2 separate regions of the Homo sapiens genome follow, and region 2 is linked to region 1. The links are chromatin loops, found by intact Hi-C in ENCODE. Cell type or tissue: MCF 10A. All regions are shown on one strand. Links, peaks and the distances in the headings refer to the core of each region. The heading gives the core; the rest is flanking DNA.

Region 1 (16,484 bases), core at 3,803-11,802:
TGCCATTGGCATTGTTTAGAATTGCCAACATAGAGTAGATAATAAAAAAGCAAGCCAACTTTTAGTCTGCTTTATTGTGGTTTTAAATTTTTCAACAAACATGTACCATCCTACCCTTGTCATGCCACAGAGTAGGGAGCAGGTTGACAACAGGTTAAGAGTCAGGTGAGAAACCAAAGTAGCAGTTTAATTCCTGATGGGCAGGATGTGGTCCTGGTGGTAGTGATAAATGTGTGTGTAGATGAGTATTGTGTATGAGTATGTGGGTATCCGACAGAATTAGGGCTTTCCCCACTGAACCCTAATCCCATTTCCCACATCTGATCATAACAGTGATCACACTAGTAACAGTTAGTGTGATGATATTCTATCTAATTATTTTAATCTGTATATACCGTCACAAAAAATTATAATCATAGTGTATTATATTACAGTTTTACTTTTTACTTAATTTATCTTAAATATATTTTATTGGCAACATACAGAATTTCTTCATCCTTTATGAAGCCCATAAAGATCTTTCATTGCATGAATGTACCATGAGTTTATTTAACCAGTTCTGAATTGATGAATATTTAGAATGCTTCCAGTATTCCACTCTTATAAACAATACTGCAAGATATTTGTATACATCTTTGCCTACTTGCTTAGGTATTACCATAGCATACAATTTCAGGAGTGGAATTGGTTGGTTAAAAGCTATGAATATTGGCCAGGTGCAGTGGCTCGCACCTGTAATCCCAGCACTTTGGGAGGCCGAGGCAGGTGGATCACCTGAGGTCAGAGGTTCAAGACCAGCCTGGCCAACATGGTGAAACCCCATCTCTACTAAAAATACAAAAATTAGCCCAGCCTGATGGCGGGCACATGTAATCCCAGCTACTTGGGAGGCTGAGGCAGGAGAATCACTTGAACCTTGCAGGCGGAGGTTGCAGTGAGCTGAGATCGGGCCACTGCACTCCAGCCTAAGTGATAAAATGAGACTCCATCTCAAAAAACAAAACAAAACAAAACAAAAAACCCCAAAAACCTATGAGTATTTAAATGTTAATAGAAAGTATATAATTACTCTTTTGAAAATCACCAATTTACACTTTCTCCAATAGGTTATGAGAGAATCTGTCTCCCTATGAATTCTCAGCCCTAAGTAATATTAATGTTTTCTTTCCATTTTTGTCAGCCTTTCAAGTGAAAAATCATTTTCCTTTGTTCTTATTTACTTTTCTTTAATTTATAGTGAACTTAAGCATCTATTGATATTGTTTGGTTGTTATTTGTATTTCCTTTTGTATGAACTATTGAGATAGTCTGCCTTTTAAAAAATTAGGTTATTTTCTTTTCATATTGATTTGTAGTTCTTTGTTTTAGGGATTTTAGCTATTTGTCATTTGCATTGCACATATTTTCCCAGTTTGTCTTTTGAGTTTGTTCATTGGTTCATATTAGTTAGAACCCTTTATTTTGCAGGTAACAAAAACCCAACTCAGAAAATATTTACTGGCTGAAAATCCAGAGGTGATTCAGGGTTAGTATGATTCAATGACTAAAAAAATGTGAAGTCTGTTTCCTTTCCTCCCCTCTACTCTGCCTTTTATGGTAAGAAGACCATCCTAAATCTTACTTCCCTCATGGTGCCTAAATGGCTGCCATTTTTCTAGATTTCACATCCCCGCACTACATTGTGCAGAAACTTCCAGTGGCTCTCTTAAAAGAACAAGGAATTTTTAATCCAATAAGCCTCCAATATTGAGAACCCTAAATTGGATTATATGTCATTCTTTTTTATCAGGAGCATGCCATGAATTTACTGCTTTTATCAGGGTTACTTGAACCAATCACTGTGGCAAGGGCAAGAAGATTACCTCCATAGGTTAAAACAATCAAGTCTCACCCTTGGAATTTAGAGTAAGGAGGTATGGATACCTACCCCCAAACAAACTGCATAGCAGCCACACAATGGGGAAGACGGTGGAAAGAATGTGGAGGAGACAGCCACAATATTCACTATGTGGTGTTTTTTGCTGTATAGAATGTTTTTGTTTTCTTCTTCTTCTTTTTTTTTTTTTTTTTTTTTTTGAGACAAGGTCTCACTCTGTCACCCAGACTAGAGTGTGGTGGCATGATCAAGGCTTACTGCAGCCTTGACCTCCCTGGCTCAAGCAAATCCTCCCACCTCAGCCTTCTGAGTAGCTGATGCTACAGGCATGTACCACCATGCCCACCTAATTTTTTTTATTTTTTGTAGAGATAGGGGTCTCACTTTGTTGCCCAGGCTGGTCTCAAACTCCTAGACTCAAGCGATCCTCCCACCTCAGCCTCCCAATGTGCTGGGGATTACAAGCGTGACCCATCACACCTGGCCGGTTTTTCATTCTTGAAATGTCAAATTACAAGGCTTTTCCTTTATGATGTTTAGATTTCATGTGATACTTAGATTTCCCCACTTCAAAATTATAAAAATATTGTACCATGTATTCTTCTGATATTTCATTTTTAATATATTAATCATTTATCAATTTGAAATTTCCTTTGATGTGAGGAGCATGATAGGGATCCAGCCTTTTCTTTTTTCCAAATGGCTAACTAGTTGTCTGCAACATCATTGATTAATTTTAAAATGTCATCTTTATCATATATTTAATTCATATTTATCTTTGGTCTATTTCTGGATTTTCTTTATGGTGTCATGATCATTCTGTTTCTGAGCCATTACCAAATTGTTTTAATTACCATATCTTTGTAGTCTGTTTTAATATCTAATAGCCCATTCCTATTAGAGGAAATACACCATACTTTCCTCTTTCAGAATGTTCCCAGATATTTATTCTTCCAGGTTAATTTTATAATTTTTTTCATTTCCAGTGTTCTATTGTGATTTCATTGGAGTTGCATTGAATTTATAAAATAATTTATAGGTTAAGGACATATTTGTAACACAAAGGCCCTGTCCATTTACTCGTCATATTCACATTCCTCAAACAGTTTAACATTTTCTGCATTTGGATTCTTCACATGTCTTACTTAGTACAATCATGAATGTTTTATGTTTTCAGTACTGTTAAAAATGAGATCTCTTCATTCGTGTTCTATGTGTTCTTTTTTGTTTTAATTACGAAAGTAGTATGTACTCATCTATCAGATTGGCAAAAATCTTAAAGTCTGATATTACCAATTATTGATGAGGATATGTAGAAACAAGATCTCATAAAGGTGGGAAGATAAATGAATACACCTACTTTACAGAGAAGCTTGGTGTTACAGATCCAAATCCCTTACTGGCAATTCAGAAATTGAAAAAGCTCATTCTTTCTTTACTGATTTGGTGCAAAATCTGACCTAATGGGAAGTTATTTATCATCTGTATTTATCCCACTTAATGTGGATATTTATACTTTTCAACACAGAAAAAGTAACATATTTGATTATGTCTATTTCCCAAACCCTACTGAGGGTGTTATATATGGCACATATGCCATATTGCCTTCCTAAAATTCAATAAGTCTTATCCTGAAACATAACTGGCCCCAGAGGTTTTGAACAACATATTGTGGACCTGTATCTAGTAGAATTAAACATGTGCATATCCTAGAGAAATCTATCCACATGTGCACAAGGAGACATGTACAAGAATGTTTATTACAGCACTGTTTATAATGATGAATAATTAGAAATAACCTAAATGTTCATCAGTGGGAAAATAGATATTCTATTAATCTAATAGAATACTACACAGCAGTTAAAATGAACTATACCTACATGGGTCAACATGAATAAACATTTTTTAAAGTTATTGACTTTTTTAAAAAAGTAAGTTAAATTATAGATAACAATACAATACAATTTAAACTTTAAAACGTGCATGAAGATGATAAACACCAAATTTGGTATAGTAGTTATCCCTGCAGAGGGAGAAAAAAATGAGGGACATGGGGGTACAAAGTAGGCTTTTTAACTTTATAAAGTCTAGTTTCTTTTTTAAAAATTAAATGAATATAGCAAAATGTTGAAATGTTTTCACAAATAGATTTGTATTCCACATAACGTTCTCGGTCTTTTTAGTGGCTGCATAGTATTCCTCAGTATGACTGTATCTTAATTTGTTTAGCCATTTCCTCATTATTTAACTTTCTTTCACTTGCTAATCATTACAAGAACTACTGAAGCAAACATCTTTGATATCTTTTTGCATATATACAAACATTCTGTAGATCAGTAATGTCAGTTGTCTTTAAAAAAAAAAAAAAAAAAAGGCTGTACCAGTTTATACCCTTACCAACAACATGGGAGAAGGTCCACTTCCCCACACCCTCAATAAGACTGTCGTGAGGAAACTGGAGTGAGGAAAAATGGCATATTAATTTTCAATTGCCAGTTTCTGTTGGGCTGAATCATCTTTCCACATCTCAGCCATTTTTAGTTATTATCAATAAATTGCCTGTTGATAACTTCATCAATTAGAAGTGTGTTCAGCTACTCATTCAAAATGTCATATGAGTGCAGTGAAGAAATGGGTAGGGCTTTTTCTGGTTTGGGGGCTTTTGGAATTTTTTTGTTTTGTTTTTGTTTTTTGAAGTTTGAGGAATTCTGGAGGTTTAAGCATAAACAATACAGGACTGGAGCAGCAGAGACCTAGACACTCTCTGTCTTTCTGTTCTGTCATCCTTAGTATGTTTATCCTTTAATAGGCACAGAAAAGCTGCTTCACCTCCAGACATCACATTCACTTTCCAGGCAGGAAGAAGGAAGAAAAGCAAAGAGATAAAGAGCCACGCAGGCTGAATCCCTTTCTTAAAAGCCTATGATTTCCATCTTTACTTAGGCTTACAGATTTACTTTTTACCCTAAAATTATGTAAGTATTCTCAAAATTATTTATTTATATTTATTTTTAGAGCTGGAGTCTTGCTCTGTCACCCAGGCTGAAGTGCAGTGTCATAATCATAACTCTCTGCAGCCTCAAACCTCTGGGCTCAAGTGATCCTCCCACCTCAGCCTCCAGAATGTAAATTATTATTTAAAATTATCTCTTCATATTACTTCCTCTTACATCTTTTTGGCCAGAACTGGATCACATGGGCACCCCCAAACCAGTCATGACCAGAAGGAGTAAGATCATCATGTCTGGTTAATACCAGTCATGGTTCATACCCTGTAAGTTCCTGCAGCTGTAAGCAGGATGTTTTATTCATAGCTTTATCCGCAGTATCTAGAAGAGTTTCTGCCACATAAAATATGCTTAAGAAATTTTGTTGAATGAACTGATTGTATGCATGAATGGAAAGATAAATGGATAGAATAGGGGCATGATATCAAGGTATCTTCACCACTATTTGAGCCAGTCTGAATGCTTTCTGCAGGGAGATGAGGGGGAAATGAATGTTGTCAAGAGATGGGGTCTGTCACAAGATCCTTGACCCATTGATCCTCTTGATGATAATTACATACTTGTTCAGTACATATGAGCAAATATTTTCTCCTAGTCTTCCACTTCCTTTTAAATAAACTTTTTATTTTGGACTAATTTTAGGTTTAGAGATAAGTTGCAAAGTGGTAGAGAGTTTCCAGATATTACTCACTCAGTAAGCCCTATTTTAACGTCTTACATTACAATGTACACTTGTGAAAACTTTTTATACCACATTGGCACATAGTATTAACTAGGACTTCATTCAGATTTCACCAGCTTTTCCAGTAATGTTTTTTTTGTGTTCCAGGATTCAGTGTAGGATACTATATTGCATTTAGCTGTCATATCTCCTTAGTGTCTTCTGGTCTGTGACAGTTTCTCAGTCTTTCTTTCTTTCCCATGACCTTAACAGTTTTTAGGAGTGATAGGTATTTTGTAGAATGTCCCTCACTTTGTGTTGAAGTTTTTCTCTTGATTAGATTGGGCCTATGGATTTTTTGAAAGAATACACCAAAGGCAAAGTGACTTCCTTATCATATATCAGTGTATACATGACATTCACATGACATCACTGGTGATGTTAACCTTCATCACTAGTTAAGGCAGCATTTGCCAGGTTTCTCCACTATAAAATTACTACTTTTCCCTTTCCAGATTCTATTTATTAGAAGCAAATCACTAACTGCAGCCTATACTGAAGGGGCAGGGAAGGGCAGGAGGGTTAAGCTTTACCTCCCACAAAGACTCTCTCAATAAATTATTTGGAATTCTTCTGTAAGAAAGAATTGTCTCTTCAATACTGTTTGTTTATTTGACCAATAATTTAAGTCACTTATTTATATTAGTATGAACTTATATGGATTTTTGGCACTTATTTTGGGCTTTCTTTTTGTATTTATTGAGACGTAACTCACAACATAAAACTCACCATTTCAAAGCATACAGTTCAGTGGTTTACAGTATATTCACAATGTTATGCAACCAACGTCGTCTAACTTCAGAAGATGTCCATCCTCCCAAAAGGAAATTCTATACCTATTAGTAATCACTCCCAATTCCCCTCTTCCCCTCTCCCTAATCTATTTTCTCTCTCTATGAATTTGCCTATTCTGGACATCTCATATAAGTGGAATCATATAATATCCAACCTTTTGTGCCTGGCTTCTGTCACTTAGCATAATGTTTTCAAGGTTCATCTATGTTGTAGCATACTCAGTACTTCATATCTGTTATGGCTGAATAATATTTCATTGTATATGTTTTGTTTATCCATTCATCCATTGATGAGCCCGTGGGTTGTTTCCACTTTTTGGCCATTACTGATAATGCCACTATGAACATCGGTATACAAGTTTTTGTTTGAACATGTGTTTTCAATTCTCTTGGGTATATACCTGGGAGTGAAATTGCTGTGTCATACGGTAACTATGTTTAACTTGTTGAGAAACTGCCAAAATGTTTCCTAAGGCAGTTGCTTCATTTTCTATTCCCATCAGCAATATATGAGGGTTCCAATTTCTCCACATTCTTGCTAACACTTCCTATTTTCCATTTTTTTGTTTATGTTTTTAAGTAATAGTCATCCTAGTGGGTGTGAAGAGGCACCTCACTGTAGTTTTGACTTGAGTTTCCCTAATGACTAATGATGTTGAGAATTTTTCCATGACCATTTGATATACAAATGGTCAATATATACAATATATGTGATATAAAAATGGTCATGATGATGACCATTTTTATATCGTATTCAAATTCTTTTTAAATTGGGCAATTTGTTTTTTAATTGTTGACTTGTAAGAGTTCTTCAGATAGTCTGGATTTTAGATCCTTATCAGATATATGATTTGCAAATATTTTAACCTATTCTATGGGTCTTTTCACTTTTTGACAGTATCCTTGATGCAAAAGGTTTTAAATTTTGATGAGGTCCAAATTTATCCATTTTTTTCTTGTTGTTGCTTGTGCTTTTGGTATAATATCTAAGAATCTAAGAAAGAACTGCTTAATCCAAAGTCAAGAAGATTTATGCCTTTGTTTCCTTCTAAGAGTTTTATGGTTTTAGCTCTTACAGTTAGGTCTTTGATCCACTTTGAACTGATTTTTGTATATGAACAATTCAAATTATATTAGTTTTCCAAACACTATTGTTGAAAAGACTGTTCTTTCCCACTGAATGGTCTTGGCATCCATGCTAAGAATCAATTAATTGTAGATGTATGGCTTTATATCTGGAATCTCAGTTCTCTCCCATTGATCTATGTAGCTATCCTTTGCCTTACGTATTTATTCTATCCTTTGGGTTATAATCCAATTCCATGTTACTTACCTATTTTGTTACTTAAATTATTCCAGGTTTGGTCACTGGGAACTCTTTCAGACTGGCTCTTGTGTGCCTTTGACATACCCTTATCCTTTTGTTTTTTGATGATTTCCTTGCTCTATGATACTCAAGATGCTGCAAGATTATCTTGTACTTTCCCTGTCCTAGCCCTAGCATTAACCAGTTCTTCATGGAGCACTGGTTCCTTTTATTGAAGAGGGGTATTTTAAAATCAAGATCTGGGTGCTGGGTATGCTCATTGCTCCTGGGGTGTCATTGCTTTTATGCTCTCAGCAGACAGCTAGATACTGTATTATGTAAGATAATGCATGTATATACAATATTTCTAGTTGTTTCTGTATCTGTACATCTCTGTGTGTGTTTGTGTTATGAGGCATACTCTCTCTCTCTTTCTCTCTCTCTCTCTCTGTCTCTCTCTCTCTCTATATATATATAAAACTTGAATTCATACTGATGTCTCCAAATGTAATCCAGTACCCCAGGGATCATTCTAGTCTTTCCTTATTGCTTATCTCTCTCCAAGAGTGAGATCCTGTCTCCTGCCATATACTAGCCATTTACTTAGTTATTCAACCCTTGCATACAGTTTCATAATTATTAACCCATACTTCCCACTTTCACCTATTTGTAATGTTTGTTTATGGCATCTTTCATCAGACAGATATTTGAAATTTAATATAGTTTAATCATCAGTCTTTTCCTTTAAGCTCTTGAGTTTTATATCTTACATAAGAAAGCTTTCTCACCCACCACTACCACCAGATTATAAAAATATTTTAGTTTCATTTTATATTTAAATATTAAATCTATCTAGATTTTATTTGGGGTTATATAAAATGCAAATATAACCTTTTTTTTCAAATGGCTATCTGAAGATCCTAAGTGCTTATTATTATCAGTCAACCCATTCCTCACTGCTTTGCAATACATGGGTCTGTTTCTAGACTCTATATTCTACTGGTCTATTTCTGTGCCAATTTGAGATCATTATAATTTATGTAACCTTAAAATATGTTCTGATATTTAATAGAGAAAGTCTCTACTATTGATCTTTTTCAAAAATGTCTAGTCTCTCCTTGTGTGTTTAGTTTCACAGATGAGCTTCAGAATTAGTGAAGTATCATTTTGAAAACCTCTTGTGGATTTTGATTAGGATTACATTGAATTTATTAAATTTGGGGGAAACTGACATCCCAACATGGTAAGTCTCTATTTAGGTCCTTTTTTATGTATTTCACAAAGGATTATGTTTTCTTCCCATAAGTCTTACATGACTCATGAATTCACATTACTCAAATGAATTCACATGAATATGCACATTATTTGTTATATATTTGAAATTATATTTCCAAGTTTATTGTTATAAACACATAAGGAAGCTATTGATTATGTTCATCATGTATCCAAAGAAGTTATTGCATGTTTTTATCAGATCTAATAGGTTTGCAGTTGATTCCCTGGAAAATTCTATTGTAGATAGTCCTAATATCCATATAAATAATGTTGAGGATACTTTATATAATTTTGTGGAAATAAATCTGTAAACCTAAAGGAAGATGGATTATGCTTCTAGAAAAATAAGTATTACCTGAATTGAACCAGGAAAACACAGAACACTCCAAAAGAGCAATAGTCATGAAAGAAGTTGAGAAAGTGGTTCAAGATCTATCACTAATATTTATATATTTGTGCTTTAGATTTTTCCTTGCATTTCTGATTTTTTTCTGATTTAATTGGCTAAGACAACCAGACAGTGTTTTATAATGGTGGTAATGGTAAGAACTTGTCTCTCCTTGCTTCAGTGGAAGTGCTTCTAAGTTAGTTATTAATTGTGAGACTTGCTATAGTTTTATCAAGTTAAGGGAGTTTTCTGCTCTTCCTACTTTACTGTTAGCTTTTAAAAGAAATTAGTGTTGAATTTTATCAAATACTTCTTTTTAGCCTCTATTGAAATCACTTTTTTCCCTTACCTTTTAATATAGTAAAATCCTAAGTTGAAACATCTTTTGGCTCATTTATTATTTCAGCCACGCTTAATCAAAATATCTTATTATTTTAGCAAACATCTGTATTTTACTTGGTAACATTTAACTTAGGATTCTTATATAAATATTCATAATATTTGTCTGTACTTAACTGTTTCTTTGCTTTTTTTTTTTTTTTTTTTTTTTTGAGACAGAGTCTCACTCTGTCACCAGGCTGGAGTGCATGCAGTGGCACAATCACGGCTCACTGCAGCCTCAATTTCCCAGGCTTGAGCAATCCTCCCACCTCAGCCTTCCGAGTACCTGGGACTACAGGTGCACACCACCATGCCCAGCTAACTTTTAAAAAATATTTTGTAGAGGCATGGTCTCACCATATTGCCTAGGCTGGTATCAAACTCCTGGGTTCAAGCAATCCTCCCGCCTCATCCTGCTAAGGTGCTAGGATTACAGGCATGAGCCACCATGCCCAGCCACGTACATAACTGTTTCTATGCTGCCTTCAAAAGGTTTTGTTTTGGTACGTAGGAATAATTTTTTGAGAAATCTTATTCTTCCTCTCTTTGCTTTAGTGTATCAAGGGTTATCTGTTTCTTGACAAAACTTGTAAAACTAACTTCATCTGGAGCAGGGGAAGATAGCTAGAGTGCTGGTCATTGATGATTTGCAATTCCTATAACATGTCAGACGAGTCTGTAGATGGAGAAGCAGTTAGGGTGGGATGTAACCTACCAAAACAGGTTACCAGACGACTTAAATTGTACACATTGTCTCTAAACAAACTCATACCCAATCTGAAGATTCTTCTACTCTGAGAACAGTGCAAATGAGGATGGAGATGAGGAGCATATTTAAGTATCAACTGGAAAGGTGAATTAATGAATTAATGCACTTCTAGTTCACTAAGTAGCCAGGGAGGTGGGAAAATGATAGAGTTGCTAAAGCAAAATATTCCAGAGGAGGATTGGTTTGAAGGAAGATGGGGAATTCAATTTTGGACATGTGTGAAGATATTTTTTGGAAGCTTGGTGAAGGAAAGAGAATGGATGCACAGTGCTGTCGCATGGTTGTGTAAAACAACAAACCTAGCTCCATTGTGTAAGAAAGGGTACATGAACTCCCCAGAGTCTTTTAATTCTAATTACCATGCTCTTTCCTTTGCATCCCATCCTTTGTGAAATGTCAGCCTGGAGTTCATTGGCATTAAGAGAAAGTCTTTCTAGGCTAAGAGAGATATTGGCTTGGTTATAGACAGAAGGGGAGAAACATTTAGAAATAGCTAAGATAAAGCTGTTTGAGATAGAATTGAGTGAGATCCTGAAGTACCTAAGAGATAATTTATTCAGAGAAACACTTATTGACAGCATAGACACTGGAACCATGAAGAAGAATGCACAATTTCAGTATTTAAAGTCCTTTGAATCCATCAAGAGAAAGGCTTATATAATTAACTGCTTGACTTCCCAGCTCCTACCTATACAATCTACCTCACTCCTTCCTCACCTCCTCTCTCCCCCTACCCCATGGTTTCCTGAGGCAGGAACCATTTCTGCCTTAATTGACAAGGTTGACGGGGGCGGGGTGGTGGGGGGGGCGGTGGCGGTTGTATAAATGAGAAAGAAGGAAAGGCTTACAGTGATATAATTACTAGGATGGTCTGCACAGGATGTTCTGTAGCACCAAGGAAGGAATGGCAAACTGGAAAACTTCACAAAGAATATGATACTAGATTTGGATTTTGAAAGATAAGTAGGAGTTTACCAGGCAGTGAAAGGAGGATGTTTAAAGCAGAATGATATTAAAAGGAAAGATGTTCAGAGCAGCGGTAACTGCTATGTGTAAAGGCTTAGGGCACTTTACACCTGTCAGACTGACAAATCAGACAGTGGAATCATGCAAGTTGAGGATGAGGGAGGCGGCACCTTTGTGAGCTGCTGAAGTGTTGGACTAGAGCAGCCCTCTGGAGAGTCACCCGGCAGAACTTGTACACACGTCCCCAAGGACCTGGTAAGTTCCCTCCTGGTTAAACACGTGGAGAAAATGAATTCACTGCCACTGTAGAAATGAGCAGTTGGAGGCAATCTAGGTGTCTGTCACTCATATTTGAGAATATTTTGCAGCAGTCAGAAGTAATAAACTAGAAGTACATGAGGCAACATGAAAAAATCTCAAAACAGTGTTAAATGTCTTTAAAGATCCAAACAAGAGAGCTGTATAGTGCAAGATCATTGATGAAAGTTAAAAAGGCATCCATACATAAGACAGCACTGTTTTTAAGGATACATATCCACCACCAGGGCCATACATCAACACAATGGAGTGTGTATCTAGGGGCAGAAGCTGAGGATCAAGAGTGGGGCTGGCAATTGAAGAGGAAAAGGAAACTAGAGTAAAGCCTGCACTGGCTGAAATGTTAAACTGAGTAGTATGATGATCACCTTCCTACCCATCCGGTCTAAATGAAGGCCCTATGAGTATAAGCTGCATGGTATGCTTTCTTCACAGAAGAAGCTGGGTGAGGCCAAGGGAGCCCAGAGCTGAGGCTGGGACAGAGGCTGCAGTCAGAGTGCGGCCCGGGTGATGGCCCCCAATCCTGAAAGGCAACAGGCAGCTGCTAACAGCTTTTAAGCAGGAAAGAACATTTTGTTTTAAAAAGGATAAGGAAAGACTTGGACAGTGTAATGTTTAGACACCTACTTTAAAATTACAGGAGAAAAATACAGAGATCAGAACGAGTGTAGGTAGGAGGGGCAGCACAGCGGTGGGTAGTCTGGAATGGTGCCCTCGGTGGGGTGCCCTCCACAGGGACCCACAGTGTACTACCTTCTTTTGGAAGAGAAGCAGTCATTGGTGTCACCCATCTCAGTAAACCTCTTGAGGGGTGGGAAGGCCTCCAGCAGCAGCGAGGCCAGAGTGAGGTTGTCTCTCCCCTCCTAGCCCATTCCCTCCTCCATCCCTGGCTACGCTGGCACAGAAAGCAGAAGACTCAAGTTCTAATTCCACTTCTTCCTTCTGGTTCCAGAAGTGACCTTAGACAGGTCACACCTCTCTGGGCCTCACTTCCCTTGTTTTCCCTTTTCAGCTTACACTTTCGTTGGCTCCATATTATTCCCCTAGTAATAGCCCCCAACAGGGAAATCTTGCCCCCTCTCAAAATCCCCCCAAGTGTCTCCAAAGTCCTGACATCCTCCTTAATCTTCCAGATCCACTGCCCCACCTTGGTAAGGAGGAGCAACAAATTGGTATCGTAATGGCCCTGCTGATTGCATTATGGGTGTCTAATGCAATATGCCCTCATGAGGACCATCCATCAGGGCACAGCCCCTCCCCAGTCCCTGCCACCACAGTCACATTAGTCAGGCAGCCCATTCATCACTACCGCACACCTCCATGGAGACTGGCCTAGACAGATGAGGGGCCAAATCAGATTTATGGGGAGGGATCGTGGAAAAAATCAGCCCCATCCATCTCTCAGACACTGAGGAGGGAGCCCTGTGTCTCCACTCCCTCCAAGCCTCCTTAGGGAACGGGTGCTAATCGAGAAAGCAGCCAAGTTGCCTTTGTTTTCCTTAAGGCCCATTCTTGAGCCTCCGTGTTGCCTAGCACAGCCCTAGAACTGGCTCCTCTAGGAGGTCATAATTTTCGGAGCAAAGCCTCTGCCAGGATCGGGACACAGTGCTCGGAGTGGGCCACAACTTTGGAGAGTTCCAGAGCATGTCTTCAATGGGTTTCTGGGTTGGTTTGACTGCTGCAAAGAGTGTGGGGAGGAGTAGGCACCAAGCTCAGTTTAGTAATGAGGCCAGGCCTAGGACAACCTTCACATGGAAGGGTGACTTCACCCCAGCTTTCCATCTGGGCCGAGGCCTTGCTCTGGGCTCGTTTTAACTCTCCCTGGCCAAACTGAGCGACTCTCCCTCAGTGGATGGGGAACACATTGAGTGGATTGAGAATGGGGTGGGACAAGAGGGGCAACAACTACCTTTCAGGTCCCTGGATTTGTGGAGCCTGAGGCTTGTATGATTTGAGGAAACTTCCTTAAGAAAATAACATAAAATTATTATTCTAGGGCTTTGAAAGGAGCCTGTACATATGAGGGTCCCTAAAGCTTCAGCTTCCTTGGCTTTGCCATGAATCTGTACTGGCTGTGTGCCTGACACCCTGCCAAGTGCTTGGCATGCATTATCTTTGTGCATGACCCTCACAACTATCACTTGTCCAGTAAGGCAAGACTTATTCTCTCCAGTTTTATAAGAAAATTGTGCCTCAGAGAGGTGAAGTGACTTGGCCAAGACTGTACAACTGGTAAGTGACAGAACTAGGTCCATTCAACTCCACATTCCACTGTTGAATGAGCTCTGCTCACTCCTCTGGTCCTTGGCCTGAGTTGAGTTGCTTAGTTATGTGGTGGGCTGGGAGGAGCCTCTGGCCCAAATGTCCCCCGTCTCCACAGTTGCTCTATAACCAGTGCTGCGGCTGCCCTGGAGTGGGGGTGGAGAGCGATCAGGCAGACGCAGAAACAGGGACAGGAAGGGTGGGAGAAAGCCTTGTAACAGGACCGCAGGGATCAGTGGATGAGTGCTCTAAGCCTGGGGCTGCCCTTCCACCATAATAGTCAAGCTTGCCTCCCCCAGACTGACCATGGGCCCACGGGAACTGGGTCCTGGTGGGGAGAGCTCAGAGGCTAAGCAGAGGGGGAAGCCCACATCCCACATCTGGGGGCCAGACAGAAGGCCATGCAGGGTCTTTTCCTATTGGTGTGGACTTCTGAGAAGGCTGCCCCACACCACGCCCACATCCATTCTAGCATGACTTCCTTTTTCCTCTCCACATGTGCTCTAGTGTGGGGTCCCTCACAAAGCAGCCAAGCTTCTCTGGGTAGGAAGGTCCTGAGAGTGGTGGATGGCCCTCCTCCTGCCAGGCAAGAGTCTCAGAGCCATGAAGCTCAGCCCCTGAACCAACTCATGGAGAATGGGGAGGGGCTGGGCATGTGTCCTGGGCAGAGATCATGTGGATTTCTGGGAGCAGGGGCAGGAGCATCTGTGAGAGCAAAAATGTGTGCATCCACCCAGCAGAGGAAGCTTTGCCAGCTTTCCTCCGCTCCTTTGGTCTCCATTTGGTGGTCTTGCCAGGGAGCTTCCCCACAGTTGCTCAGAGCAATGCCTCATCCCTATCAGAGGCTATACCTAGCCCAGGGCTGTCTGAGCTGGTGCTTTAATAACTAGCATTATCATGTGAAGACCTTGCCCAAGCACCTCCATCCTCCTCCCTCTCCCTCACCTATCACCTGCCCTTCTGTCCTCACTAGCCTCTAAATGCAAATTTCAGGTGGAGGCTGAAATTGCCAGCTTCCGAGTTCCTTGATAACCCTGAGATTCTAAGTATTAAGGGGAAAAAGCTGGGCATGATGGCTCACGCCTGTAATCTCAGCACTTTGGGAGGCCAAGGCAGGTGGATCACTTGAGGTCAGGAGTTTGAGACCAGCCTGGCCAAGATGGCAAAACCCTGTATCTACTAAAAATATGAAAATTAGCTGGGCACGGTGGCACATGCCTGTAGTCCCAGCTACTCAGGAGGCTGAGGCAGGAGAATCGTTTGAGCCCGGAAGGCGGAGGTTGCAGTGAGCCAAGATCGCATCACTGCACCCCAGCCTGGGCGACAGAGCAAGACTGTCTCAATAAATAAATAAATAAGTACTAAGGGGAAACAAACAAAAGAAATAATCACTTTCAAGTGAGGCTAAACGGGATGTGTGGGCAAAGGAAAGAGGTTGCTGTTTCCCAGACTCCTTTCCTCTCTTTGTATCTTCAATGCTGGTGTTTCTGGGGCTCTCTCCTCTCGGTGTAGGCTTCTCTACTCCTGTGTCCCCCATTAGCATGTGAATGCAGATGATGTCCAAGTCTCTGTCCTGTCCAGATCTGTCTTCTGCACTCCAGACCTCTATGTCCAACAGCTAGCAGACAGTTCCATTGGCATATCCCTTCACCACCTGGAGCCTACTCTGTCCCAAACCAAACTCAACATCTTGTTCCCCAAGTCTTCTCTTTCTCCCGAGTTCCCCACCTCAGTACATATCATCACCACACACCCAGTTCCCCAGCCTGGAATCCTGGCCTCGCTCCCTACCACCTGCCCCCACCCCTAATCAGTTGCCAAATCTGTCCACTTTTTAATTCTAACTCTGAATATTTCTAAAATCTGTACACTTCTCTTCATCATCACTGCTACTAGCTTCATTTAGTCTTTAGTATGCCAGCTAACAGCTCAGATTCTAATCCACATTCCCTGGATTTGAATTTTAGAGGAGATTAAATTTAACCTCAAAAGTACAGATGGATGAACTTGGGCAAGCTACTGAACCACTTAGTATCTCAGAGTCTTCCTCTGTAAAGCAAGGATAATAGTATCTACCTGTCCACCTCCTGGGGTTGCTGTGAGGGCCAGCTGAAATAAGTGAAGTGCTTTTTAAACTGCCTGGCAGGTAGGAAGGTGCTAAATAAGTGTTAGTTTTTATTACTTTGTTATTATTATCACTTTTACTGTTATTACCTGAGTTATCACCATAGTCTCCTAACTGGTCTCCCTGCCTCAACTCCCACTCTGTTCTAACCCATTCTCCACACTGGAGAAGCACCTGAGGCCTAGATAGGTAAAGTATATTGCTCAAGCCAGTAAGTGGCAGAGCAGATTTTAAGCCTACTTCTAACTGACTCCAGAACCCTTGTTCTTAGCTACTAAGCCACTCTGCCTGTTTG
Region 2 (16,484 bases), core at 4,287-12,286, 200 kb before region 1:
AAGATGTCTACAACAATATCTTCCTTAACACATTTTTTTTTTCTAGAACCTTGAGACTACTTCATTAAGAAATGGCATCTAATTCGCCTCCCCTTGAATCTGGGCAAGCTTGTGAGTTGATTGTAACCAACAGAATGTGGCAGAAGTGGCCCTTTGTGACTCTGAGGCTAGGCTGTAAAGGATGGTGCTGCTTCCATCTTGGTTGGCTGTTGTGTAAAAAGTCCAGCTACGCTGAGGCTTCCAAGCTTGAAGAAACTTAAGCAAGCTCATGTGGAGAGACCACATGAAGAAGGCTTGAGCCTATGTTAACAGATGCCTAGCTAATTTCTAGCTTTCTCATTTCCACCTTTACTGTTTTTTTCTTCTGCTTACTTTTTGTTTATTTGCTCTTCTTTTGTTAGTTCTTTTGGGTAGAAACTTAGATAATTTATTTGAGATTATCTTCTTTTCTAATATGAGCATTTTAGTATTAGAAATTATTGTCTAAGTACTACTCCAGCCACAGTATACAAATTTTGATATGTCATGTTTTAATTTTTATTCATTTCAGTATTTTCAAATTACTTTTGTGTTTTCTTTTACTTGTGGGTTATTTGGAAATGTGTTGTTTACTTCCCAAATATTTAGAAAATTTTTAGATACATTAATACTTCTGTTTTAGGTTTTTAATTTACTTTCATTTTGATCAGAGAGCATACTTTATATAATTTCAGTTCTTCTAAATTTGTTGAGACTTGTTTTATGACCCAGTATATGGTCTAGTCAAATGTTCCATTTGCACTTAGAAAGAATGTGTTTTCTGCTGTTACTGTGTGGAGTAGCCTATAGACATCACATGGGTAAAGTTGATTGACAGTGTTATTCAAATCTCCTGTATTCCTACTGATTTTTTTATACTTGTTTTATCAATTACTGAGAGGAGTTGAAATCTCCAGTTATATTTATCAATATCAATCCTGTCAGTTTCCATTTTATCAGGTTAATGCATTTTGAAGCTCTGTTATTGGGTGCATACTACTTAGAACTGATATGTCCCTATGATGCACTGATTATTATTATGATGAAATGACCCTCTTTATCCCTAGTAATATGTCTTATTTGAAAAAAAATCTACTTTTTGTGATACTGGTATTGACCCACTCAACTTCCTTATGACCTTGTGTTTGCATAAGTATATTCTTTTCTATCTTTCTCTTTTAATTTTTTAAAAAAATATGAAGTTGTACACAGCTTATAGTCAGGTTTTGCTTTTTTATTCAGTGTGACAATCTTTTATTTTTAATTGGGTTGGTTAGGTGATTTATAATGAATGTAATTTTTTAAATTTTGTAGGTATCTAGTAGGCATATGTATTTATGGAGTACATGAGATATTTTGATTCAGGCATGCAATGTGTAATAATCACATCATGAAAAATGGAATATCTGTCTCCTTAAGCATTTATCATTTGTGTTACAATCTAATCATACTCTTAGTTATTTTAAAATGTACCATTAAATTATTTTGACTATTGCCACCCTGTTGTGCTAATACTAGGTCTTATTCATTTTTCTAACTATTTTGTACTCATTAACCATCCCCACCTTCCCTCTCAACACTGTGCTTCCCAGCCTCTGATAACCATCCTTCTACTCTCTAGCTTCATGAGTTTAATTGTTTTGATTTTTAGATCCTACATATAAGTGAGAACATGCAATGTTTGTCTTTCTGTGCCTGGTTTAACACTTATCATAATTGCCTCCAGCTCATTAAAATAACAGGATCACTGTTACAAATGACAGGATTTCATTCTTTTTTTGTGGCTGAATAGTACTCCATTGTGTGTAAGTACCACAGTTTCTCTCTCCATATATCTGTTGATGGACAATTAGGTTGCTTCCAAATCTTGGCTATCGTGAATGGTGCTGCAACAAATATGAGAGTGCAGATATAAAATCTCTTTGATGTACTGATTTTCTTTCATTTGAATAAATACCTAGCAGTGGGATTGCTGGATCTGGATCTTATGATATCTCTATTTTTACTTTTTTCAGGAACTTCCAAATTATTCTCCATAGTGGATTTAAAAAAAAATTTTTTTTTTGAGACAGGGTCTCACTCTGGAGGCGCAGGCTATACAGTGGCATGACTTGGCTTACTGCAATGTTTGCCTCCCAGGCTTAACTACCATGCCTGGCTAATTTTTGTATTTTTTAGCAGAGATGGAGTTTCACCATGTTGCCCAGGTTGGTCTCGAACTCCAGACCCGTGATCCACCCACCTCGGCCTTCCAAAGTATTGGGATTATAGGCGTGAGCCACCACACCGTCTCCATAGTGGTTATACTAATTCACATTCACAACAACAGTATATGAAGGTTTCCTTTTCTCCACATCCTTTCCAGCATTTGTTATTGCCTGTGTTTTGGATAAAAGACATTTTAACTAGAGTTAAGTGCTATGTCATTGTAGTTTTGATTTACATTTCTCTAATGATCGATTATGTTGAGCACCTTTTCATATACCTGTTTGCCATTTGTATGTGTTCTTTTGAGTAATAGTTATTCAATTCTTTTGCTCATTTTTAAATTGGATTATTAGTTTTTTCCTATAAAGTATTTTGTCTCCTTATATATTTGGGTTATTAATTCCCAGATGGATAGTATGCAAATATTTTCTACTACTCTGTGGGTTGTCTCTTCACTTTGTTGATTATTTCCTTTGCTGTGCATAAACTTTTTAACTTGTTGTGATCCTATTTGTCCATTTTTGTTTTGGTTGCCTGTGCTTATGCGGTATTAATTAAGAAATGTCTGCCCAGGCCAGGCACGGTGGCTCATGCCTATAATCCTAGCACTTTGGGAGGCTGAGGTGGGTGGATCACTTGAGGTCAGGAGTTCCAGACCAGTCAGGCCAATATGGTGAAACCCCTTCTCTACTAAAAACACAAAAATTAGCTGGCCATGTAATCCCAGCTACTCGAGAGGCTGAGGCAGGAGAATTGCTTGAACCCGGGAGGTGGAGGTTGCAGTGAGCTGAGACTGCGTGCGCCATTGCACTCCAGCCTGGGCATTGCAGCGAGACTCCATCTCAAAAAAAAAAAAAAAAAAGTCTTCCGAGACTGATATCCTGAAGAGTTTCCTCAATGTTTTCTTGTAGTCCTTTCATAGTTTGAAGTCTTAGATTTTAAAGTCTTTAATTCATTTTGATTTGCTTTTTGTATATGGCAAGAGATAGGGGTCTAGTTTCATTATTTTGCATATGGATTTCTAGTTTTCCCACCATAATTTATTGAAGAGACTGTCTTTTTCCCAGTGTGTGTTCCTTTTTTGAGACAGAGTCTTGCTCTGTCACCCAGGCTGGAGTGCAATGGTGCAGTCTTGGCTCACTGCAATTCTGCCTCCCAGGTTCAAGCAATTCTCCTGCCTCAGCCTCCAGATTAGCTGGGACTACAGGTGTGTGCCACCATACCCGCCTATCTTTTTGTATTTTTAGTAGAGACAGCGTTTCACCATGTTAGCCAGGATGGTCTCGATCTCCTGACCTCATGATCCTCCCACCTCGGCCTCCCAAAGTGCTGGGATTACAGGTGTGAGCCACCACGCCCAGTCAGTGTGTGTTCTTGACACCTTTCTCTAAAAGGAATTTACTATAGGTATGTGAATTCTTTTCTGGGTTCTCTATTCTGTTCCATTGGTCTGTGTGTCGGATTTAATGCCAGTACCATGCTGTTGTTATTACTATAGCTCTGTAGTATGATTTGAAGTTAGGTAATATGATTTCTCCAGTTCTGTTCTTTTTGCTCAGGATAGCTTTGGCCATTCTAGGTCTTTTGTGTTTCCATATAAATTTTCTGATTGTTTTTTCTATTTCTGTAAAAATGTCATTGGTACTTTGATGGGAATTGCATTGAACCTATAGATTGCTTTGGGTAATATGGGCATTTTAACAATATTGTGTCTTCCAATCCATGACCATGCAATGTCTTTGCATTTTTTTGTGTGTGTCTTCTTTAATTTCTTTCATCAGTATTTTATAGTTTGTAAGATCCTTTACTTCTTTGGCTAAGTAAATTCCTAGGTATTTACTTTTATTTGTGGCTATTATAAAGGGGATTACTTTTTGATTTCTTCTTCAGATTGTTCACTGTTGGCATATAGAAATGCCACTGATTTTTGTGTGCTGATTCTGTATTCTGCAACTTTACTGAATTTATCAATTCTTATCATTTTTTTGGTGGAGGCTTTAGGTTTTTCTAAATATAATATCATCTGCAAACAATGATAATTTGACCTCTTCCTTTTCGAGTTGGATGACCCTTTTTTCTTTTTCTTGTTTAATTGCTCTATAGGACTTTCAGTACTATGTTGAAAAACAATGCTGAAAGTAGGCATCCTAGTTGTGTTTCACTTCTTAGAGAAAAAGCTTTTGGTTTTTCTCCATTCAGTATGATACTAGCTATGGATCTGTCATACATGCCTTTTATTTTGTTGAGGTAATGTTAATACCCAGATTTTTTAGGATTTTTACCATGAAGGGATGTTGAATTTTATCAGATGCTTTTCAGCATCAGTTGGAATGATCATATGGTTCTTGTCCTCCATTCTCTTCATATGTTGTATCACATTGATTGACTTGTGTATGTTGAACCATCCTTGCATCCCGGGGATAAATCCCACTTGGTCATGATGAATGACATTTTTAATGTATTGTTGAATTCAGTTTGCTAGTATTTTGTTGAGAATTTTTATGTCAATATTCATCAGAGATGTTGGCATGTAGTTTTCTTTTTCGATGTGTCTTTGATTTTAGTATCAGGGTAATACTGATCTTGTAGAATGAGTTTGGAAGTATTCCTTCCTCAATTTTTCAGAACAGTTTGAGTAGGATTAGTATTAGTTCTTCTTTAGATGTTTGATAGAACTCGCAGTGAACTGGGTCCTGGGCTTCTCTTTACTGGGAGACTTTTTATTATGGTTTCAATCTTGTTACTTGTTATTGATTTGTGTTCTAGGGCCTGAAATGGGGACCTCATGACTCTGCCTGGTGCCCTATCCTACTGTGGCTGAACTGGTATCCAAGACACATGACAGAGTCCTCTTTATTCTGTTCTTCTTTTTTTTTTGGAGGAGGAGTTTTGTGTCCTCTAATTCATCTTTTATATATATATATTTTTATTATACTTTAAGTTCTAGGGTACATGTGCACAATGTGCAGGTTTGTTACATATATATACATGTGCCATGTTGGTGTGCTGCACCCATTAACTTGTCATTTACATTAGGCATATCCCTCCCCCCTCCCATCACCCCACAACAGGCCCCAGTGTGTGATGTTCCCCTTCTTGTGTCCAAGTGTTCTCACTGTTCAATTCCCACCTATGAGTGAGAACATGCGGTGTTTGGTTTTTTGTCCTTGTGATAATTTGCTGAGAATGATGGTTTCCAGCTTCATCCATGTCCCTACAAAGGACATGAACTCATCATATTTTATGGCTGAATAGTATTCCATGGTGTATATGTGCCAACTTTTCTTGATCCAGCCTATCATTGTCGGACATTTGGGTTGATTCCAAGTCTTTGCCATTGTGAGTAGTGCCGCAATAAACATACATGTGCATGTGTCTTTATAGCAGCATGATTTATATTCCTTTGGGTATATACCCAGCAATGGGATGGCTGGGTCAAATGGTATTTCTAGTTTTAGATCCCTGAGGAATCACCACACTGTCTTCCACAATGGTTGAACCGGTTTACAGTCCCACCAACAGTGTAAAAGTGTTCCTATTTCTCCACATCCTCTCCAGCACCTGTTGTTTCCTGACTTTTTAATGATCGCCATTCTAACTGGTGTGAGATGGTATCTCATTGTGGTTTTGATTTGTATTTCTCTGATGGCTAGTGATGATGAGCATTTTTTCATGTGTCTTTTGGCTGCATCAATGTCTTCTTTTGAGAAGTGTCTGTTCATATCCTTCGCCCACTTTTTGAAGGGGTTGTTTGTTTTTTTCTTGTAAATTTGTTTGAGTTCTTTGTGGATTCTGGATATTAGCCCTTTGTCAGATGAGTAGATTACAAAAATTGTTTCCCATTCTGTAGGTTGCCTGTTCACTCTGATGTTAGTTCCTTTTGCTGTGCAGAAGCTCTTTAGTTTAATGAGATCCCATTTGTCAGTTTTGGCTTTTGTTGCCATCGCTTTTGGTGTTTCAGACATGAAGTCCTTGCCCATGCCTATGTCCTGAATGGTATTGCCTAGGTTTTCTTCTAGGGTTTTTATGGTTTTAGGTCTAACATTTAAGTCTTTAATCTATTTGAATTAATTTTTGTATAAGGTGTAAGGAAGGGATCCAGTTTCAGCTTTCTACATACGGCTAGCCAGTTTTCCCAGCACCATTTGTTAAATAGGGAATCCTTTCCCCATTTCTTGCTTTTGTCAGGTTTGTCAAAGATCAGATAGTTGTAGATGTGTAGTATTATTTCTGAGGGCTCTGTTCTGTTCCATTGGTCTATATCTCTGTTTTGGTACCAGTACCATGCTGTTTTGGTTACTATAGCCTTGTAGTATGGTTTGAAGTCAGGTAGCATGATGCCTCCAACTTTGTTCTTTTGGCTTAGGAGTGACTTGGCAATGCGGGCTCTTTTTTGCTTCCATATGAACTTTGAAGTAGTTTTTTCCAATTCTGTGAAGCAAGTCATTGGTAGCTTGATGGGGATGGCATTGAATCTATAAATTACCTTGGGCAGTATGGCCATTTTCACGATATTGATTCTTCCTACCCATGAGCACGAAATGTTCTTCCATTTCTTTGTATCCTCTTTTATTTCGTTGAGCAGTGGTTTGTAGTTCTCCTTGAAGAGGTCCTTCACATCCCTTGTAAGTTGGATTCCTAGGTATTTTATTCTGTTTGAAGCAATTGTGAATGGGAGTTCACTCATGATTTGGCTCTCTGTCTGTTATTGGTATATAAGAATGCTTGTGATTTTTGCACATTGATTTTGTATCCTGAGACTTTGCTGAAGTTGCTTATCAGCTTGAGGAGATTTTGGGCTGAGACAGTGGGGTTTTCTAGATATACAATCATGTCATCTGCAAACAGAGACAATTTGACTACCTCTTTTCCTAATTGAATACCCTTTAATTCATTCTCCTGCCTAACTGCCCTGGCCAGAACTTCCAACACTGTGTTGAATAGGAGTGGTGAAAGTGGGCATCCCTGTCTTGTGCCAGTTTTCAAAGGGAATGCTTCCAGTTTTTGCCCATTCAGTATGATATTGGCTGTGGGTTTGTCATAGATAGCTCTTATTATTTTGAGATATGTCCCATCAATGCCTAATTTATTGAGAGTTTTTAGCATGAAGGGCTGTTGAATTTTTTCAAAGGCCTTTTCTGCATCTATTGAGATAATCATGTGGTTTTTGTCATTGGTTCTGTTTATATGCTGGATTATGTTTATTGATTTGCATTTGTTGGACCAGCCTTGCATCCCAGGGATGAAGCCCACTTGATTGTGGTAGATAAGCTTTTTGATGTGCTGCTGGATTTGGTTTGCCAGTATTTTATTGAGGATTTTTGCATCGATGTTCATCAGGGATATTGGTCTAAAATTCTCTTTTTTTGTTGTGTCTCTGCCAGGCTTTAGTATCAGGATGATGCTGGCCTCATAAAATGAGTTAGGGAGGATTCCCTCTTTTTCTATTGATTGGAATAGTTTCAGAAGGAATGGTACCAGCTCCTCCTTGTACCTCTGGTAGAATTTGGCTGTGAATCCCTCTGGTCCTGGACTTTTTTTGGCTGGTAAGCTATTAATTATTGCCTCAATTTCAGAGCCTGTTATTGGTCTATTCAGAGATTCAACTTCTTCCTGGTTTAGTCTTGGGAGTGTGTATGTGTCGAGGAATTTATCCATTTCTTCTAGATTTTCTAGTTTATCTGCGTAGAGGTGTTTATAGTATTCTCTGATGGTAGTTTGTATTTCTGTGGGATCAGTGGTGATATCCCCTGTATCATTATTCTGTTCTTCTTAAGCAGAAGGAAGGACTCATTTTCTAGCTATGAGCTGCACTGCCTGGGATTGGCAGAGAGGTGGTGCAAGCATTCCCTTAGCTGCCCTGGCTGGGTTACTGTCCAAGTCACATACCACCCTAATCCTCTGGCTCTGAGCCCAGCCCAACACTAAGAGTTGCCTAAGAGTTCCATTCCTTGTGTTCTAGACTGTCTTTCAAGTTTACTCAAGACCGCAGAGCATGTTGGCCTGTGGCAATGAGGCTTGCTGAGAGCTCAAGTTCTGACCTCTAGAATGGATGATTCTCCTTTGGCTAGGGCTGGTCCAAATGTTCCCTCCATGTGTGGGTTCTGAGTGAGCCCAGCCAGCACAATTTTTTCTCCACTATGACAGGGCAGCACTGAGTTCAATGTAAAGTCCCCCAGTTGCTGCACTCTCCCTCTCCCAAGTGCACAAACTCTCCAGGCCGTTCAACCACTGCCAGGGGATGGGGGAGGGGTGGCGTCAGCAATACAAGATTGTCTTTCTGCCCATCTTCAATGTCTCTTTTAGCGATATGATGTAAAAATCTAGGTAGCGTGATTGCTCACCTGATTTTTGGTTCTTGTGCCAGTGGTTTTCTGTCTGCAGATAGTTGTTAAAATTTGGTGTTCCTGCAGGGGTGGGGTTGGGGAGGGAGGAATCAGACAAATGATGTAATCATATATTCTACCATCTTATTCCACCTCCTGAATGTAATTTTCAGTATGATTGGGCTTAAATCTACCATCTTGCTATTCATTTTATATTTCCTTTTTCATACTTTGTTCATTTTTCTTCTTTCATTGCTTTTTTTTAGATTAATCAGTGTTTTTTTATGTGATCTATAGTTTATTAGCTCAGACTCTGTTGTATATTTTAGTTATTGTTCCTGGATTTACAATATACATCTTTAACACAGAATACCTTAAAATAATATTATGCCATTTTGCATTAATGTAAGAATCTTACAAAAGTATTGTTTTTCTTCTATGTTTTGTCCTTTGTTTGTGCTATTGTTGTTATACATATTACTTCTACATAGTCTATAAACCCCACAATACATTATTACTGCATCTTTGCTTTAAACACTCATTTATTTTATAAAATGTCTAGAAATGATTCATATATATTTCATAATTACCCATGTGTTTACTGTATTCTGCATTCTTCATGTCTTTGTGCAGATTCAGATTTCTATCTGATATCATTTTTATTCTACTGAGGAGCTTCCTTCAATGTACACTATAGCGCAATTCCACTTATATTAAATTCTCTAAACTTTTTTTTTTTCTGGTAAAATCTTCAGAAAGATGTTTTCACTGTATAATGAATTCTAGGTTAATAGGGTTTTTTTTTTCTTTCAACACTTTAAAGAGTTCCAACTATTTTCTTTTGATTGATATAGTTTCTGATGATAAGCTTTTTGTTATCTTTGTTCCTTTGTACAAATTATGTCTCATTTTCTCTACTTTTTTGAGATTTTCTTCACTAGTTCTCAGCAATTTCATTAGGCTGTGTCTTTTCTGTGGGATTCTTTATGTTAATTCTGCTTAGAATTCATTGAGTTTGGACATGCAAGTTTATACCTTTTATTAAATTTGAGAAGGCTTTGGCTATTATTTCTTTGAATATCTTTTCTATCTCTCCTTTGTGTCTGAAACTTCCTTTACATATATTTTAGACCACTTCACATTGTCCTGTGGTTACCGATACTCTGTTTATTTTCTTTTCAATCTTCTTTTCTTCTTTATGCACTTCATTTTGGATGCTTTCTATTGATGTCTTTGAGTTCTTTGAACTTTGCTTTTGCAGTATCTAATCTGCTGTTTATCTATTTCAATGTATTTGTCATTTGAGGTGTTTTTTTTTTTACTTTTATATGAACTCCATTTTGTTCTTTTTGATATCTTCCATTGCTTTCTTCATAATATTCCTGTTCCTCTACCTTGTTAACATATGGAACATTCTTATAATAGCTATGTAACAGTCCTGTTCTACCAGTTCCATCATGCGTATATTTTCCAGGTTATTGATATTGTTCACCTGATTATAGGTCATATTGTCCTGTTTCTTTGCATCCTGGTCATTGTTTACTGGATTCGTGAAATTTTACATTTCATATTGTTGGATGCTGTGTTGTATTCCTTTAAATAATATTATATTTTGTTTGCACATGGATTTTAGTTATTTGCAATTGGATTCATTCAAGACTTGCTCTTAAGTATCTAGTGGGTCCATAGCAGCTTTTTGTCTAGGTCTAATTTGTCACCAGTTCTAAAGCAGTACCCTTGGGAGAATTCTGCATGATGCTTTGGATAGCTTGGAGGTCTTTAAACTCTGGCTGGTGGAAACACAAAGTATGGTCATCCCTGTAAGACTTTCACAGATTCTTTTCCTTTTCATTTCTAATGGTTCTTTCTCCAGCCTTTGGTAATTGCCTCCCCTACAAACACAAATTAGTACTCCACCAAATACCGAAAGGACCTTTCTGTAGTTTTCCTGGATGCTCTCTTTTGTAGCATCCTCCTTTCTGATACTCAGTCCTGTAAATACTTGTTGCCTTGAACTCCTGGGCTCTAGTCTCTGACTTTTCAACTCAGTAAGACAACCATGTTCTGTTTCAGTTCTCTCCCTTTGCCTGCTTTATAGCACATCCTGGAAGCTGCCTCTAGGCTAGCTTGCCTCGCTTGCTCTCCTGCTCTCAGTATCATTATGTCTGTGGGATCATAATTCTGCATTACCTCTTGTCCAGTATCTAAAACCGTTCTTTCAGACTCCTTGTACAGTTTTCCAGGTTTCCAGGATTTTTTTTTCACACTGGAAAGATTAGTGCTGTGCCTATTAGTTTATCATAACCAGTAGCAGAATCAAGTGAATACTTTTCAAGATTTTTAGGGGTTTTTTTTAATGAAAGTAATATCTATTCATTGTGGAAAATGGTGGGGAAAAAAGAAAAGTACAGGAAGAAAATAAAAACTACTCTAATCTTACCATTCATAAATAAGCACACTCCCATGCCTTTCACCTAGACATGATAATATATAACAGCAACAGAACTGTTTCTATAAGTTGCCCGCCACATTCCTTGCCTCTAATTAGCCAAAGTTGTTTCACATTCCTCTGTCTTAACCAATTATTTAGTAGGAGATTGAAAACATAATGATTGGCTAAACCAGTCAAAATTGATTCTTGAGATGAGAATGAAGTCATCCTTCTCTGAATTTTGAGGAAAAAATAGAAGCTCATTCTCTTATAAAGAAAAGGAAGGAAAGGGCTTTGGTGTAGGCAATCAACCAATACCACTGGTTAAATAACAAAGTCTGGTGAACTTTTGCGAATGATCAACTACAAGATTGGATTTTTGACAGAGATAAGAGATAAACAGGGATGAAGGATGATAAAGCTGAAATACATGCACATTCTGGAGGAGTGATGATGGACTGGGAGAAACACTGAAGAGTAAGAATAATACCCATCTTATGGCCTGATTTTGAATGAGCAGCTTCTTCTTGAGAGAACCGTAGGAGAATCTACATCCTTAATGCAGAGCCAGCTTTCAGTTAAGACTAAAAGAGCATTTAATGAAAAGGTGGAAACACAACAGAGTTTGTTAACCATGTAAAAGGGGTTCCAGAGAGCCAATATCTTATCTGAAAAGCCATTTGGTATTTGTAATAACCTTTCAGACTTAGAATCAGATTGAAGCCAACATTTGAAGGGCTTGACAGTCCACGAATAACCATAATATCAGCAGTGAAATTTTTTTTCCTCATATATTTTAGAGCCACTAAGGTTCATTGATTTAGAATTTAATGTTTCATTCCTGATTGGCAGTAATTTGTCTGTCAAAAACTTTCCATGGACATTTATTTTACTTTAAAAGAAAGAACTCTATTCTATGTCTTTCCCTATACCACCCCCCTCATTTTTTTTTCTTTAGATGCTCAGTGGTCTATAAAAAAATCTTAAAGAAATGATACATAAAATTCAAGTAACTATACAGAGGCGTATAAAAGCAGTCCCAAATGACAAGATAATTAACACTTACATCTTTCTACCCAGTGGTGTGTGCATGAGGTATTTTCCCTTTTTGTCTGTGAGTCCTTGGAAGAACTGTATAGGTCCTAAAAGAAATCAAACTCTGGACAAGATGAAATGTGAATATACCTTGAGTGTTTTTGAATATGAGGTCAGGTCTTCCATTTTCTTAGGTCCCAAATGCATAGAGGTATTATATGCACTACCAAGAGCCTGAGATATTCAGCTAGGATAGTGTAGTCATTAAGAATATAGATTTTAGAGTCAGTTCAACAGAATGGATTCAGGTTCCCACTTACTTTTAGTGTTACCATATGTAAATTATTTAACCCCTTACAACTCCATTTATGAAGTAGGAATAATAATAGTACTGAACAATATAAAGATGAGAGGGTTTGGATCAAATGAGATAATACATGAAAGGCTGTATTTCATTGTGTGGTAAAGCACTAAGTATGCACTAATTATTAGCTGCTCCTATTTTTGTCATCATCATCATCATCATCATCATCATCAGTAGCAGCAGTTAGCAAATCTGCTAATTCATATTAAGCATATCCAGCATATCTCAGGTCTTTTGCAGAGTACTTGAAACTTTGTCACAGATTGTGAATTTATTAGGTTTAATTTGGTATAATAAATTGACTTTGCTTCTTGATAGTTGTCTGTGAAACTTCTATGGCTGTCCTGAAAAGTATGATCCAGAACTGATGATTTTCTAATTCTCGGCTTGATTATTTTACAAGCAATCAGTCAGTTCAGCTGTTTTCTACAGATGGTAACTACTGCTTAGGGTGCCATTATATAACAGGAGTATTATTGTTAGGTAATTCTTGCTGACAGGCTACCAAACCCAATAACTCTAAGATGGAAGTCACTTGAAATTTACTAGGTGTGATGAAATCATCACTTTTCCTTTAAAAATTGATAATGACCTCTGTGTTTTTCTGCTTTGTGTGGATTTCATCTTAGATCTCAGTATGTTTATATGTTTTATATTTGGTTTTAAACATTAGAGCACTGGATCCTGGCAGAGAAACTGAGATTTAAACACCAGCAGGTGTTGATTGCCTAATAACTTCTAGATCTAACTTAGGCTATTGTATCCCTCATGCACTAGGAATATTCAGTCTGTGTCTGGGTTTGGAATTTCCTAAGCTTTCTCTTTGCATATTCAAAATGAGGAAGTCTAGATTCATATTCCAGCTCAACCACTTGTTACCAGCATTAATTCAGTAATCTGCTCATTCAGTCAGCAGATATATGTGGGCCCTACTCTATGCAAAATACCATGGTTGGAGGCTGGAGTTAAGATGAGAAATCATGGATTTTAAATAGGAGGGTGACTGTATTAGATTTGTATTTTTGGAAGGAACTTGCATTTTGCAGGAGCCTCAGAGACTAGTTAGAAGGCTATTGCAGTAATCTATGGTAGAGTTGATTTGGTAGCCTCAGCATATATTTGTATGATAATTCAAGCCACGAGGGTGAATGAATCAATTCATTTAACCTCTCTGAGCCCATCAATAAACTAGAAATACTAATTCCTGCTATATTTGTCTCACATTATTGTTATAAAGTCAAATGAGATAATATATATAAAATCATTTGAAACAGCCATGGAAATGTTATTTATTATAATTAATTATAATTATTTCTTTATGTATATGCCTTTATGTGTTTTCTTTCATATTTCTACTGATTTATGGTCTACAATGTTAAACATTTTCAGTTTTCAGTTATCTGCATAGTTCCCTAAATTATTCAAAAGATTGGTACATTAAAAATATAATTAAACCAAATCCAGGACACATTTCTTTGCAAGGAAATGTAGCAACAATTGCATCTTTTTAAATGTAATGTAATCCATCATTTCCCAGGATCCATGAATCTTTTTCACAGTATGAACTGGATCCATGAAAAGGAGGGATAGAATGCATCTTATCAGATTCTCTCAGATCTTGATGGTCAATTAAATATGCTTTGGTTTAATTCTTTTGAAAGGGAACACGGGCTTCTAAAGCCTTCCATATCACCATTCTTACCATAATAACCCTCACTCTACAGGTAAGGAAACCAATGTAGAGATTTTGCCTAAACACAGGATTTAGGGAAACAACTTCAGAGTAAATTCTTGGTCTCACTGAGTCTATTGTGATATATACTAGTGGCAGAACAGCATTTACTACTTAACCTCCTCACTCTGACTGAAAGATCACATCATCCCTGGAGAATTTATTTTGTCTCAAAGTCAGTATCCGAATAGTTCCTGAAAAGTTTGAAAGTTTCCATCTCTTTGTATATATTCACAAAAATAAATGGCTACAGGTTTGTGATATAGCTGACTCTCCTCTGACTCAGGTGTGAGATGTTTTAGTGAATATTAACTAGGCAGTCCTTAATAGGCTTGCTTGTGGTTTTGTCACTGGGACATCAGAACTAAAGAATCTTTATAAAGAGATCTCACTGAACCCTAGGTACCAGGCATCAACAACTACCAATTGGCATAACTCTGCCTACTTAATTTTGTTTTCTCCACTACTTGAGCCCAGCTATTCTTGCCTCTCCAGTTCCGTATAATTAATTATCCACCTTTGGTCCGAGATTCCCTCACAGGGCTTCAGGCATTCCATTACAGATCTTTTCCTAATGTGAGGAAAAGGGAATAGTGGAGAGTCCTGAGGACCCTGGTGAGAAACATAGGGCAAGCATATATGACAGATCCACACTAGCATTTTTCTTCTGCAGCCTTTCAAGTTTATATTATGCAAAGGGACCTTTACATCAGCAAACTGTGAAAGTAACTACTAGTTACTACATTAAATCAAGCTTCTCCAGTGAGATGTCCTAGAGTAATTAAGTTGTCAATCAAAATTATGTTTAGTCATCCTTGAAGAAGTAGTGCAAAATGCATAACCACGCAGTTTTCCCTGTTTTTGCTGAATTTACCTAGAAAACTCTTACATTTCCTTCTGGATGTAATTCCTTTCTTCTCTACTCTTACTTTTCTTTTCACCCTTAACACTGTTGTATGTAGATCCTAGTTATAAGACAAGATTCAGTAAGGGACAGAGCATAGCAGAGCAAAATGCTACTCTTCTCTGGGAATGGGGTTGCAATGGAAAGTATTTTGGAGAAGAATAAGGGGTCAAAGTTCCATAATTTTTTTTTTTTTTTTTTTTTGAGATGGAGTCTTCCTTTATCGCCCAGGCTGGAGTGTGATGGTGTGATCTCAGCTCACTGCAAGCTCTGCCTCCCGGGTTCACGCCATTCTCCTGAGGTTCCATGATTTCTTTTACTATCCTTGCATTTATCAAGAAAATATGATGGGATTATGAAGGCAACAGAAACTTGAAATCAACTTATTTGATTTTCAGCTTTCTCAACTATCCAGCTGCAGAAGGAAGGGGATTACTGCAATAGAGCTTCATTATAGTCCTGTGTTTCCTTAGATTCCTGAGATGGGCATTCTAGGAAGGACGAGAATTGGCCTCATTTTTATCTTAAGTTACCCAGTGTTGTTAAAAGCGATCACATGGCTCATATTCCTCAATTTCTTTAAATTGATCAGCAGACACTAGTCCTCCATAGCTTCTCCCTCAGTGGGAACATGGTCATAAGTGACTTAAGATAATACCTTAATTATAAGCTTGGCTACCAAGTTCCACAGACTGTTGGCTTTCCATCCTGGGAAATGAACTTGTAGTATAAAGAAGTATCTGAGAAGTCCAGGTGCAGTGGCTCATGCCTGTAATCTTAGCACTTTGGGAGGCTGAGGTGGGCAGATCATTTGAGCTCAGGAGTTTAAGACCAGCTGGGCCAACATGATGAGACCCTGTCTCTACCAAAAATACAAAAATTGGCTGGGCATAGTGGCACATGCTTGTGGTCCCAGCTACGTGGGAGGCTGAGGTGGGCAGATTGCTTGAGCCTGGGAGGTGGAGGTTGCCGTGAGCTGAGATTGTGCCACTGCACTCCAACTTGGGTGGCAGAGCAAGACCCCATCTGAAAAAAAAAAAAGTATCTGAGGCTGGTTAATTTATAAAGAAAAGAGGTTTATTTGGCTCATGGTTCTGCAAGCTGTACAAGAAGCATGGTGCCAGCATCTCATTTTGGTGAGGGCCTCAGTAAGCTTCTACTCATGGTAGATAGAGAAGGGGGAGCCAGCATGTCACATGGCAAGAGAACCAGCAAGAGAAGTGGGGGAGGAGCCACAGTCTTTTAAACAACCAGCTCTCACATGAACTCATTACTGTGGGGAGGGCACCAAGCCATTTATAAGGGCTCTGCTCCCATGACCCAAACACCTCCCACTAGGCCTCACCTTCAGCATTGAGAATCATGTTTCAACGTGAGATTTGGAGGGGACAAATAAACAAACAGAAATATACAAATAAGTATACATATCAGGAGGGAAGTCTCAATCCTCTTTTCCCTATCATTAC

Evidence for each region. A loop is a pair of places that touch in the nucleus more often than their neighbours do. Peaks named below come from ENCODE experiments on the same cell type or tissue, not always from the same donor. Only the 100,000 strongest peaks of a DNase experiment are listed, where the experiment ranks them.
Region 2: a loop joins it to region 1, with 6 times the contacts of the local background. A loop is called at or near these places in 3 of 110 quality-filtered maps.

What each region holds. Positions count from the first base shown.
Region 1 is chr2:72,156,398-72,172,881 of GRCh38, reverse strand. No RefSeq gene overlaps it. Among named protein-coding and RNA genes, the nearest start is that of CYP26B1, 17 kb to the right of the region's middle. In MCF 10A, for the core only: no CTCF peak of the experiment used is centred there; a DNase peak (open chromatin) is centred at 6,871.
Region 2 is chr2:72,359,669-72,376,152 of GRCh38, reverse strand. The region is part of intron 19 of EXOC6B (exocyst complex component 6B); the gene reads left to right. Among named protein-coding and RNA genes, the nearest start is that of CYP26B1, 220 kb to the right of the region's middle. In MCF 10A, for the core only: a CTCF peak has its summit at 8,048; a DNase peak (open chromatin) is centred at 8,142.